Linked DNA regions of Homo sapiens: region 1 is linked to region 2. A link is a contact called in ENCODE POLR2A ChIA-PET data. All regions are on one chromosome and are shown on one strand. The core of a region is the stretch at or near the end of the contact, and the rest is flanking DNA. Distances in the headings are between cores, read along the strand shown.

Region 1 (6,971 bases), core at 257-2,756, 1.9 Mb after region 2:
CTCCAGCCTGGGCAAGAGAGCGAGACTCCATCTCAAAAAACAAACAACACAATGCAGTGCACATCCTGGGTTCCCCACAGCCCCGCAGTCAGATTCTGTTCCTGAAACCTGATTTCACCCTTGCTCTTGATATCCATAACATGTAAGATCCTTTCAATAAAGTCCTTATTTTGGGTTACATTCACCTGAGTCTTCTACCTGCAACCAAACTGGTCCTCAGGAGGATGAGGCTTTGCAGAGACAAGAAGTGACCTCTTTCCTGTGTGGGGGGATTATTACTACCTTTTGGAGGAGAAAACCGAACCCAGAGAAAGATCAAGACTTGCTTAGGACTGCACAGTGAGTCAGCTTCAGAACTGAGTCTTGCTGGGTGCGGTGGCTCACACCTGTAATCCTAGCACTTTGGGAGTCCAAGGCAGGTGGATCACCTGAGGTCAGGAGTTCGAGACCAGCCTGGCCAACGTGGCGAAACCCTGTCTCCACTAAAAATACAAAAATTAGCCGCGTATGGTGGTGCATGCCTGTAGTCCCAGCTACTCAGGAGGCTGAGGCAGGAGAATCACTTGAACTCGGAAGGCAGAGGTTGCACTGAGCTGAGATTGCAACGCTGCACGCCCAGCCTGGGTGACCGAGACTCCGTCTCAAAAATAATAATAATAAAAAAAAGAACTGAGTCTCAAACTGAGGCCCACGTGAATCCATCCGTGGAAGCCCATAAAGGTAGGGCCAGAGCCTCTCGGGGGCTCTTCAGGGAAGCTGCAGATCTGTGATGAAAAAGCTTTTTCTTCAGCACTGGGAGGGGTAGGGGGCCACACATCTGGACAGAGTACATCAGATAATTCTAAGTGGTTTGGGAAAGGAATCAGACTGTGCTGGGCTGCTGAAGCCAGACCCCTGGATGCCAAAATCACTGCCCTTGGCTCTGTCCAGAAGAGAGGATGGGTCCAGGGAGTTGTCATAAGGTAGGGAGCTGCGAAGTGCAGCTGCTGGGGAGTGAGGTCACAATGAGCCCAATCCAAGTTCTTTTCTGCCTTCTGACCAGCCCCTCCCCTCTCCACAACCAGGAACTTCCGTCAAGCCCAGGTGAGAGGTGCCAGGAGGCTGCCTGGGTCCTCAAGGGGGATATATGTCCAAATGGCCTTACCACAAGGCCCCTTCGCCCTCAAAGTTCTGCTCCTCCCGGGGGCTTCTTAGGATCTAAAAGGATCAGTCCTAGCCATCTCGTCAGCCATCTCAGCAAGGGCTGACGGGGCGGAACAGCAAAGCAGAGGCGGGTCCTGAGAGCGTGGAGCCTGAAGCCCGGCGCCAGAGGGAGACCAAGAGGGTGAGATGCGGCTGGAACCCAGCCAGAGCGGAGACTGAAGCCTGAACTAGGGGCCGGGCCTCAGGCCTAGGAACTAGCCACGAGCTGAAAAGGAGGCGGATGGCCCGGACAGAAGAGGCGGGGCTTTCAGACCAGAGGGCGGAGCCAAGAGCTGAAAAGGGTGGTGATTTGGTCCAGAAGAGGAAGAACTTAGGCTCCGGAGGCAGAGCCAAAGGCTGAAGGGGACTACTCCCTAGGACAGAGGCCGGGAGGTATCGGGCCGACGAAGCCGAGTGGCGCGGAGGAGCGGAGCCTTCAGCCCCGCGGCTGGGCCGAGCCCGAAGGTGGCGTCGGTGTCGGGGAGCCGCCGCGTGCACCGGCCGTCCTCCCTGGGCCGCATCGCGGTGGTGGTGGACCAGGGCTCGGGCTTCACCAAGGCGGGCTTCGCGGGCGAGAACCAGCCGCGCATAGTGCTGAAGAGCTCTAGCTTGGTGCCCAGCTGGGACCGGCCGGTGCTGCCCGGAGCGCCGGGCTGCGAGCTGGCGGGCGGCGTGGCGCGGGCGCACCCCATCAAGCACGGCGTGGTGGCGGACTGGGAGGCGCTGGAAGGGCTGTGGGAGCGCCTGCTGGTGGGCGGCCTGCGGGTGTGCCCAGAGCAGTGGCCCGTGCTGGTGAGCGACTCGCCGTTGGCGCCGCCCGCGGGCCGCGAAAGGGTGGCGGAGCTGCTGTTCGAGACCCTGGCAGTGCCCGCGTGCCACATGGCTAGCACCGCGTTGCTGGCGCTCTGCTCCACCGGCGCGTTCAGCGGGCTGGCCGTGGAGGCGGGCGCGGGCGTGTGCCACGCCACGCCCATCTACGCGGGTCACTCGTGGCACCAGGCCACCTTCCGACTGAACGTGGCAGGCAGCACCCTGTCGCGCTACCTGCGGGATCTGCTGGTGGCGGCGAACCCTGACCTCTTGCAGCAGGCCCTGCCCCGCAAGGCCATCACACATCTCAAGAAGCGCAGCTGCTACGTGTCCCTGGACTTCGAGGGCGACCTCCGCGACCCCGCCCGCCACCATCCGGCCAGTTTCAGCGTGGGTAACGGGTGCTGCGTCTGCCTCAGCAGTGAGCGCTTCCGCTGCCCCGAACCCATCTTCCAGCCGGGCCTGCTGGGCCAGGCTGAGCAGGGGCTGCCCGCGCTGGCCTTCCGGGCGCTGCAGAAGATGCCCAAAACGCTGCGGACACGCCTGGCAGACACCGTGGTGCTAGCCGGCGGCTCCACACTGTTTCCTGGCTTCGCCGAGCGCCTGGACAAGGAGCTGGAGGCGCAGTGCCGGCGGCACGGCTACGCGGCCCTGCGGCCCCACCTGGTGGCCAAGCATGGGCGTGGCATGGCTGTGTGGACCGGCGGCTCCATGGTGGCCTCCCTGCACTCCTTCCAGCGCCGCTGGATAACTCGGGCCATGTACCAGGAGTGTGGCTCCAGGCTGCTGTACGATGTGTTCAACTGAGTCAGGCTGGACTGGGGGGGGTGGCACTGCGTTGGGGGACAGCTCTCTATCTAAAGAGTCAAGTGTTTGGAGCTGGCAGGGTCCTCCTGGAGGTTGGAGCTGACTGGATGGGTCACCCCCATACCCTTTCTGGGCCAGGAGAAGGTATTTGGGACCCATGGGACCCTCATTTTGAACTGCAGTTTGAATCTCCCCAACCACTGCCAGTTCAGAGAATGCCAGTCCAGCTGCCTACCCACAGGGCCCTACTTTATGGCAATAAAGGTGATGCCCCACTTGTGTCCATGCCACAGATATGGGAGTTCCTCCAAACCCTCGTCATGTACCATTTGGACATACATCCGATGCCAGGCCCCAAGGGGCGATCCCTTGAAAAGCTACTAAATCTCATGTGAAAGTCACCAGGAGGAGGAGCCCTGTGCCTAGCCATGTGCTCAGGTCATTGTTGACTATGAGTGCCTCAGTTTCCCCTTCTGTAAAAAGTGGGGTCAGGCACAATCCCGGGCCTGCTCACTGCTCCCTCCCCCTTACAAGAGCTATGGAGCAAAGGGAGGTGGAGATATTTCTTGAACACACAAAGGGAAGGGCAGCTTATTTTTTGGAAGTCACCACTCAAGGGCCTCAAGCCCTGGCTATCAGCACTGTTCGAGCTTGTGTATACACGTGTCCACACAAACGCGTGGGTGTTCACGTACCTGCCTACTCACGTATGTCCTCGGGCCAGGCCCTGCCCTGTGAACCTGTGAGCACAGCCTTCCACGCCTAGCCCAGCCCTGAATGATATCCCACCACAGTTGTGATGGGCCAGCAACTAAAGCAACAGCAGCCCCTAGTATGAAGCACCCAGTGTATGCCAGACATTATTCTGGGTGCTGGAAACAGAATAAAACAGACAAAAATCCCTGCCTTCGTTCTCACTGGTCACAGTGATGTATGAAGGGCAGCTCTATTGTTATGATGGTTTACAGATGAGGAAACAGGCCCAGAGAGGTCAAGGGGCACAGCTACAAAGTGGGAGCCAGGATTTGAACCCAAGCCCCTAGCTCTATAACCCTGAGTCAAGACTGTGGAGGATCCCACAGCACAGCAGATGCCCACTGCCTCACAGTGGATCCCCCACCATCAGCCACTCCACTCACCAGCTTGGTGGCATCCATGGCAGCGAGCACTGCACGGTTCAGCGATTCCAATGCAGCCAGCACCGGCCGGTAGACACCCAGGTGCTCTGAGAAGTAGTCTGCAGGCAGAAGAGGTGCTCAAGGGTTCCTGGACCCCCACCCATCTACCCACCCTGGGATTCTGGCCCCCTGGAATTCCTCAGCAGCCAAGCAGGCCTTATATCCTGAGCCCAGCCCAACCTGTCCCATCAGGAGACCAGCAACAGTCCCTTGCCACACGTACCCTGGGGCCCAGGGGCCACAGGAGAAAAGAGCTCCCATGGGCCTACTCACCACACAGTTTTTCTGTTTCTAAATTGCTGCAGGGAAAAGAGAAGGCGCCCTTCAGACCTGGGCCTGGTAAACTGGGACTAATGGGGCCAATGCCCCACATCCCACCCCACCAACTCCCAGCTTAGCCTAACAAGGCCACTTCTGCTCCACCCCAGATTAAGTTGCTCCTGTGGACAGAGTCCTTGCAGGGTTGGAGAATGGGTTCTACTGCCCCCACCAATCACTCTAAGGGCAAAGATTCAGACCCATTCTTGGCTACCAAGAGGATCTCAGGCCAGGGGAAGATGGATGTGGACACAGGCCAGTGAGAAGTGGTCAGAGCTGCGAAGGGGAAGCCAGGTGCAAGGCAATGAAGTCCAGGGACGGCATGGGGTATTTAGTTGTAGGTTAGGGAGGGTTTCCTAGAGGAAGAGCTGCCTAAGTGAGGCCCTGAAGGACAAGGAACTGGGTGGGGAGTCTGGCCAGGAGGGGAGGGGAAGCACTGCAGATGAAGGTTCCAGCCCAAGTCTCAGGAGCCTGAGACTGACCCTCAGGAAAGGGGAGAAGGGAAGTAGAGGGAGTAACAGCGGTTCATGCGTGTGCACCCCTGGGAGCAGGCACGGGAAGGAGCGTGCACACTCCTGCCAAGACGCGTAGATGTGGGAGCACACAAGGGGTAGATGGTTGCGTGTTTATGCACTGCATTCTCGGGTGGAAGCAGGCGGGGCCCAGCTGTCCCCAGGCATCCTCTGGTCCCTGTGGGAAGCGGGAATGGGGAGCTGAGCCATGGGTGGTGACTCAGACTTGGCTATTTTGGGGTCCCAGCTGGAAGCAGTGTAGTGGGCAAGGCTGTAGCTGGAGAGGGGGTAGGCAGGCGGGTAAAGTTGGAACTGAGCCCTGGTACCTTTCTCCCTGCCCCCTCTTCCTCATCCTACAAAAGGAACCAAGGCAGCAGGGGACACAGTGGGGTAAAGACAACCTGGCCTCGCATCTACCCACGGCCCCCTCTCATACTCACTCGGTGAGATGCCCATCAATGCCGCTGAACAGTTCCTGCAGCTCCCCCAGGCTGAGAACCCCATCGGCAAAGTAATTCTGGAATTCCTCAAATGAGAGCTTCCCATCATCTGGGGTGGCAGGGGGAGGACAGGGAGCAGAGGAGGTATCCCTGACCCTGACTGCACCCCTGCCACCAGGTCCAGGGTCCCAAAGGCCTCATAGCATCTGACAACCATCTAGCTAGGTGAGATGGGAGTCTGAGGTCAGTGGGGGGCCTGACTGTTGGGGACAAAAGGACTGGGGTCCTTGAAGGTGTCCAGTGAAGGCAACAGAACCTACTTTGCAGGCACCAAAGGGACAGGGCAGTATGTACATAGCGTTGGGTAGGAACTCAGTAAATGTTTGCCAAGTGAAAAAACAAGCAACAGGCTGGGACACGGCCACATTGTGGCAGGGCCTAGATGTCACCTGGAAGGACTTGGGGACCAGCCTCACTGCAGGGCACAAGGAACCTCCATTCTCTGGACCCAGGACCTTCACAGAGAAGCCACGGGGAGGCAGATGGAATCCTCCTACTAGTTGGAGCCTCTGTAGGCAGCAGCAGGCTGGCTCAGAAGGGAATGAGCTCCCCATCACAGGGGCATGTAAGCAGAGGCTGGGAGTACTTATGTGGGACAAAGACATGGGATTTGGCCTGAATGATGTGTGAGGTCTCTGAGCAGATGGGTGCGGGGAGCTGACCCGGGGGAGGATCTGAACCTCCCCAGACAGAACTCCCTGGTCCAAGTGAGAGCATGTGTCCTGATCAATGGGTTGGGACAAACAATCCCCATCAATTTGAAGAGACCCAAGGAGAAGGGGCAAAGAGTGGGGACAGGACCCCGTCTCTAGGAGGATGAAACACAAGAGGGCGTGAAGACCCAGATGAAAGGAGCCCCAGGCTGACTGCGAAGCTCAGACCCTCCACGGGCCACACAGGGCACAGTGGGCTGCTCCAAGTCATCTAGGGGGAGCAGCCTGTTGCTGGATGGGTCCCCTAGGGCTCCTGCTTTAGCTTCCAAGTTTCTCCCAGACCAGGGTCTGAGACTGCCCAGGACCCAAGGCAGGAGGAGCCGACTCCTTTGGCACTGGACCCAGCTTTATCCTTGCCCAAGGCGTGGGTTTAGTTGTGTCCTCCAAGACCTCCCTGGTCCAGATGGTTGGTCACATGACAAGTTACTGAGCCCTCTAAAAACCTGAGTAAAATCTCCAAAAAGGCCTCATCTCCATTACCTCACTCTTCCAAGTGCCTCACACAAGGAGCCTGGGATTAAATGCTGCAAAGACCCAAGTTCGAGCCTATCAATTAAAGGCTGTGTGACCTTAGGCAACTTGCTTCACCTCTCTGGCCCTCTGCTCCTTTATGAAATAGGGTGAATTCCAATCTAGCTGGTGGTTGTGAGGACAACAGAGGGCCACGTACAGGAAGTGCCCATCACCATGCCAGGGTGCTGTGTGAAAGTCAGCCCCTATCTCCAGTCCGTGGCCAAACCACATTCTCTCCACTCTCCATCCTGCCAAACTTGGCTGAGAACAGCACTTCCTCTGGGAAGTGCCTTGATTGATTCTCCTGTTTTGGGCCCCCAAGATTTGTCTCAACTCTTGACTTCCCACCCAACCTCCCAACTCTCCCTGGGCCTCCTGGATGCCTCCCACCCTGCCCCACTGTGGGACCCAGGGGAAGCCACACTCACCATTCTTGTC
Region 2 (6,580 bases), core at 3,184-5,683:
GGCCTGTAATCCCACCACTTTGGGAGACTTAAATAGGAGGATTGCTTGAGGCCAGGAGTTCGCGACCAGCCTGGGCAACATAGTGGCACCGTGTCTCTACAAAAAAAATAAAACATAAAAAAATTTAACCGGGCGTGGTGGCACCTACTTGTAGTCCCAGCTACTTGGGGGGCCAAGGTGAAGGGTCACTTAAGCCAAGGAGTTTGAGGTTACGGTGAGCTGAGGGCACCACTGCACTCCAACCTGGGTGGCAGAAAGAGACCCTGTCTCAAAAAAAGTCTGTACATATGCAGTACAGATGCAGTTTTTTTTTTTTTTTTTGAGGCAGAGTTTCGCTCTTGTTGCCCAGGCTGGAGTGCAATGGTGCAATCTCAGCTTACCGTAACCTCCGCCTCCCAGGTTCAGGCGATTCTCCTGTCTCAGCCTCCCGAGTAGCTGGGACTACAGGCATGCCACACCTGGCTAATTTTGTATTTTTAACAGAGATGGGGTTTCTCCATGTTGGTCAGGCTGGTCTCGAACTCCTGACTTCAGGTGATCTGCCCGCCTCTGCCTCCCAAAGTGCTAGGATTACAGGCGTGAGCCACCGTGCCTGGCCTTGCAGTTTTTTTTCCCCCAAATATTTTTGATCTGCAGTTGATTGAATCCACAGATATGGAACTCATAGATACGGACAGCCAACTGTATTTCATTTTTAAAAAAATCATACACTAAAAACTTTTGTTAATTTTTTTAACTTTTTTTTTTTTTTTTTTTTGAGTCGGAGTCTCACTCTGTCGCCCGGGTTGGAGTGCAATGGCGCGATCTCTGGCTCAATGCAACCTCCGCCTCCCAGGTTCAAGCAATTCTCCTGCCTCAGCCTCCCGAGTAGCTGGGATTACAGGCACCCGCAACCACACCCGGCTATTTTTGTGTTTTTAGTAGAGACGGTTTCACCATATTGGCCAGGCTGGTCTCAAACTCCTGACCTCATGATCTGCCCACCTCGGCCTCCCAAAGTGCTGGGATTGAGGCTTGAGCCACCACGCCCGGCCTCTAATTTTTTTAACTTAATAATCAGGCTATGAATATTTTCCCGTGTCATTAATAAATTTTCTTCTCTTTTCTTTTTTGTTTTTTTTGAGACAGGGTCTTGCTCTGTCACCCAGGCTGGAGTGTGCACTTCAGTGGCGTGATCACAGCTCACTGCAGCCTCCATCTCCTGGGCTCAAGTGATCTTCCTGCCTTAGCCTCTCGAGTTGCTGAAACTACAGGTGCATGCCACTGTACCTGGCCAAATTTTTCTACAACATAATTTTAATGGCTATATGGTATTCCATTATTTGGTTCTTTATATTACTTTTACCAGTGAAATTGCTGGTCTAAAAGAATGCGTATTTTTGGCCGGGCGCGGTGGCTCACGCCTGTAATCCCAGCACTCTGAGGAGGCTGAGGCGGGCAGATCACCTGAGGTCAGGAGTTCAAGACCAGCCTGGCTAACATGGTGAAACCCTGTCTCTACTAAAAATACACAAATTAGCCAGGCATGATGACGGGTGCCTGTAATCCCACTTACTCGGGAGGCTGAGGTGGAAGAATCACTTGAACCTGGGAGGTGGAGGTTGCAGTGAGCCGAGATCGCGCCATTGCACTACTGCAGCCTAGGCAACAGCGAGACTCCATCTCAAAAAACAAACAAACAAAACATATTTTTAAAAACTTTTGACATGTAACACCAAATTGCCTTGTAGGAAGATTATGCTGATTTACCTAAAACAGTATATATTCACATAGGCATAAATGTATAACTTAAAATAGGTAATATATTTGCATGGTGCAAAAATCAAAAGAATATAAAAAGCTTCATGGTTTAAAATCTTCCTCCAGCCTTGTTACTTCTTCACTCTCACCATCCATAGGTAAACACTTTTTTTTTTTTTTTTTTGGAGACAGAGTCTCACTCTGTCAACCAGGCTGGAATACAGTGGCACAATCTCAGCTTACTGCAACCTCTGCCTCCCTGGTTCAAGTGATTCTCCTGCCTCAGCCTCCCGAGTAGCTAGGATTACAGGCACGCCACCACACCTGGCTAATTTTTGTATTTTTATTAGAGATGGGGTTTTGCCATATTGGCCAGGCTGGTCTTGAACTCCTGACCTCAGGTGATCCACCTGCCTTGGCCTCCCAGAGTGCTGGGATTACAGGCATGAGCCATCTAATAAACACTTTTATTAGGTTCTTGGGTTTGAGTGTTTGTGTGTTATTCCCCAAACCAGATACCTTTTGAAGGGAATAAATCTCTATAAAATGAAATGACTGCTATTTGACTAGGATTGTAATCTGCAGCCACACTGTCAACCATTACAAACTTTTTCAGCTTCATACTATTGGAATATCAGATTACTTTGGGTTTCTACTAAGATTTCCTTTTAGTATTTTACAAAGCTCTCTGTCATTATCTGTCCTAGTAGTAAACAGCATCATTGATTTCCATCTAGGTCCTATTAGTCATAGGTGGATTATGGTTTGTTGAGTTCTATGGATAAATTATAGCAAAACTGAGTTTGTAATCCTTAAAAAAGGGCAATATGAAACATACAAGTTTGGGAGAGAAATGATAGGAAATATATTTGCTTGAAGTTTCTGGACAGTGATGAATTAGAACAAGTGTCCATGTGTCCTGTGCTGACTTCTGAGTGTTGGACAGTGAGGGATTGTCATTGGATTTTAAATTGACCCAATTTTGGAAGCTTCATAGATCTGTTTCTGTAAACAGATCCAATTTCAACATAGAAGTTAGCAAACATAAATGTGGAAACACAAAGTCCATTAAACTTCCTTCAGACTTAGTTTGTGACTTTGATTAACAGTTAAAATTGCATGCTGGATTATGTTGCCATTTACTGACTGCTGCTAATCCCTTATATACAAGAAAAAAATGTAGGTGTTTTCTCTCTGGGTAAGATGAAAGTAACTCCACTCTATTTTACTTGTGGTAATGTAACAGGATCTCTTATCCCTTGTGAAAGTAGGAGAGGATGTCCCTGGAGAAATGGCACTGCCTGGGATGGGACCATCTTAACTAACTATACTTCTAATGAAGTCTTGTCTTACTCTGTTTATTCTATTATATTACCAGTTTAACTCATGACTTTCTCTTTAATAGAAATAGGCAAGTCATATCTCACTGACTGGATAGCAAGGTGTTTGAGAGCATCTGTCACACCAAAGTCTTTGTTTTGCTCAGGAGCTGGTAGTCCCCTATTTCACCCTGCTTAGAATGCACCCTCTTGCAGCTTTCCCCAACCCGGTCTGAACCTGCACCTTTTGATTTATAGAGCTTGTCAAGACTAGTTATTTTTGGTTTGAGAGTGAAGAAAGATGGGAGGCAATGGGAGGTTAATTTCAGATGAATGTGGGAACAGGTTACATTGCTTTGTCTGCAATCTTCCTAATTTGTATTTGTCTTCCCCTTCCATTTATCTCTTACCCTAGAAAAAGTCAACGTTCATTCTTAGCTTGTAGAACTCCGCAGGTCTGTCTGTATCTTTTAAGTATTTTTTACATCAGGAAACCATCTCTGATCCTCTTTTATGCTGTTCTCCTTCTCTGCACTTCCAGAGCGCTCTCTGTTAATGCCCTCTTGCAGCAAGGATAGCCCTATATTGTAATTGTTTGCATTCCCCCATTCAATTGTGCGTTCTTGGAGGGAAGAGATTTTTTTTTGTTGTTGTTGTTTGAGAAGGAGTCTCGCTCTGTCCCAGGCTGGAGTGCAGCGGTGCAATCTCGGCTCACTGCAGCCTCCACCTCCTGGGTTCAAGCTATTTTCCTGCCTCAGCCTCCCGAGTAGCTGGGATTAAAGGCACGTACCCACCACGCCCGCTAATTTTTGTATTTTTAGTAGAGACGGGTTTCACCATGTTGGCCTGGCTGATCTCGAACTCCTGACTTCGTGATCCGCCTGCCTTGGCCTCCCAAAGTACTGGGATTACAGGCATAAGTCACTGTGCCCGGCCGAGATTTTATATCTCTATCTCTGTCTGTCTGTCTGTCTGTCTGTCTATCTATCTATCTATCTATCGTTTTAGTCTTCGCTTTTTGGAAACAAAAATGGGCTATAAGACACGATGGATGGCATTGAATAGGCAGTTTTTAGAGGAACCTAATTGGTTCATAGCATACAGGATAGGCTTTTTCCTTGGGTCTTTGTAGGAATATTGGTCATTAATAGCTATTTTTCCATGCAGAATATTTCTAGTTTTGCAAGAATCTGAAGCTGTGGTAGATTCAGATAATTTTGAAATGTGAAGCTGATTCTCTTGCTTGGCAACTTGATTTGTTTGGGGGAATGTGGTTGACGCATGTGCCTTTTTTTTTTTTTTTTTTTTGGTGAGACCTGTTGACAGAAATTCAATCTTGATTAAGGGACGCAGGAAGGCATCCAGTTCCCACCATGCCTGGGGCTCTCTCATTTAAACAGCTGCCTTTGGCTCTGGCCTGTTCCATTTCCCACTAGGCCCTGTGGACTTTAATTTTGGAAGATTTCACATCCTCATATTTATTATTTCTGGGGGAGGTAGTGTCGTGAAACCGAAATTACCCAGTAGTTAGCTTTTCGTTTTCTTGATGTACTTGTCCTATCAGCCTTAATTGAAGAGAGTCAGACTTCTCAATGGATATGTATTTATTTATTCTCTTTTTCCAGGGAGAGGGGATGGTCTCCTGAGTTGGCCATTCTAGACCAAAATATAGCTTAAAAGAAGCTTTTTTAAAGAACAGGTCATGTTAGGAAAATAATATTTTGTTTTTAAAATTTCACCTAAAGATTAAGTGTACTTAGGTTTGCACCCCTCGCCGTTTGTTCCCCACTAATCAAATGTAGTCTTAGACCTCAGAGGACAGCCTTTCTTCTGCTGCTTGAACCCTCTTCATAGTCTCTTTACTCTAGAATATCACTGAGGTTTTCACTAACCACCATCTTATATAGAGGAAAAACTTCATATGGAAAAGTATACTTAAAAAAAGAGGAATCAATGGATTTTTTAAAAAATTTATGGGAAGATTCAGATCAGAGCTTTCCAAATATATTTATAACAGGATTTGTAATTTGCTAAAGTTTTCTTTATGAGCATATCAGGGATGCTTAGTTTTCATAAAGGGCAGGATTTGTCTTTGTTGAACAGGATCTTATGATTTGATTACCTACCTCCTTTTTGAAGCAATGTTTATAGGAAAACTTGTGCATTAGAGAGACCCCAGATTTTGGAATCCTGCAGACTTGTTCTTTTAAAACTCAACACTGCTATGTATTAGTTTGGTGATCTTGGAATAGTGTAACTTCTCTGAGCTTGTTTCCTTGTTTATAAAATGGTGATGGTAGCATTTATTTATAAAGACATCTATCTATTGTCTATATTGTTAATGCAGTTTAAACGAGATGATTTATGTGAAGTGTCTGGTAAGGTGCCTGGCCTACAGTAGACAGTATTTGGAAGTTATTATCTCTTGCTCCATGACATTTGTTATTTATCTATTTAAATGTGAATTTTTTTTTTTTTTTTTGAGACAGAGTCTTGCTTTGTTGCCCAGGCTGGAGTGCAGTGGCGCGATCTCGGCTCACTGCAACCTCCGCCTCCTGGGTTCACGCCATTCTCCTGCCTCAGCCTCCCGAGTAGCTGGGACTACAGGCATCCACCACCACGCCTGGCTAATTTTTTTGTATTTTTAGTAGAGACGGGGTTTCACTGTGTTAGCCAGGATGGTCTCAATCTCTTGACCTCATGATCCACCCGCCTCGGCCTCCCAAAGTGCTGGGATTACAGGCGTGAGCCACCGCGCCCAGCTTAAATGTCTATTTTTAAATAAATAGGCAGTGGATAAGAACACCACCTTCGGTGTCTATTCCATTTGGAATCCTGGCTTTACTGCTTCTTAGCTGCATGACTGTGAATAAGTAGTAAATCTCTCTGTGCCTCAAGTCCCTCAGTATAGAATGAAGATAATAACAGTACCTACTTTATAGGATTATTGTGAGGATTTAGTGAGTTAATACATGTAAGACACTGTCAACAGTGTCTGGCATGTCATAAGTGCTCATTAAGTAATAGCTGTTGGCCGGGCACGGTGGCTTACGCTAGTAATCCCAGCAGTTTGGGAGGCTGAGGCGGGTGGATCACTTGAGGTCAGGAGTTCAAGACCAGCCTGGCCAACATGGTGAAACCCCGTCTACTAAAAATACAAAAAATTAGTTGGGCATGGTGGCAGGTGCCTGTAATCCCAGCTACTCAGGAGGCTGAGGCAGGAGAATCACATGAACCCGTGAGCCAGAGGTTGCAGTGAGCCAAGATTGTGCCACTGCATTCCAGCCTGGGCGACAAGAGTGAAACTCTGTCTCAAAAAAAAAGAAAAAAGTTAATAGCTGTTTTTATTTTTAACTTTTTCAAATTTATATACCCTTTTATTAAGTCAATGCCCCAGGAATCATTTTTAGTTCTATATAGAAATCTTATTATTTGTTTATTTTTAATTTTTTAAATTAATTATTATTATATTTTTGAGATGGAGTCTTACTCTGTTGCCAGGCTGGAGTGCAGTGGCACGA

The links. ChIA-PET counts read pairs that join two places held with the same protein, here RNA polymerase II (POLR2A).
Region 1: POLR2A ChIA-PET joins it to region 2 with 11 read pairs in GM10248. The contact joins the promoter of ACTL10 here to the enhancer-like site in region 2. POLR2A ChIA-PET finds 5 or more read pairs at or near these places in 2 of 52 experiments (GM10248 and MCF 10A).

What each region holds. Positions count from the first base shown.
Region 1 is chr20:33,665,437-33,672,407 of GRCh38, forward strand. ACTL10 (actin like 10) reads left to right here and starts at 1,507. Exons shown (of 1, transcript NM_001024675.2): 1 at 1,507-3,089. The coding sequence starts at 2,062. The coding sequence ends at 2,799. NECAB3 (N-terminal EF-hand calcium binding protein 3) reads right to left here. Exons shown (of 12, transcript NM_031232.4): 2 at 6,962-6,971; 3 at 5,248-5,356; 4 at 4,251-4,276; 5 at 3,939-4,036. RefSeq lists enhancers at 1,200-1,419, 2,230-2,309, 6,655-6,971 and a silencer at 1,550-1,879.
Region 2 is chr20:31,743,423-31,750,002 of GRCh38, forward strand. The region is part of intron 2 of TPX2 (TPX2 microtubule nucleation factor); the gene reads left to right. Among named protein-coding and RNA genes, the nearest start is that of TPX2, 7.4 kb to the left of the region's middle. Within about 2 kb of position 4,434, at least 2 of the 41 ENCODE cell types and tissues checked have a DNase peak (open chromatin) inside an H3K27ac peak, as active enhancers do.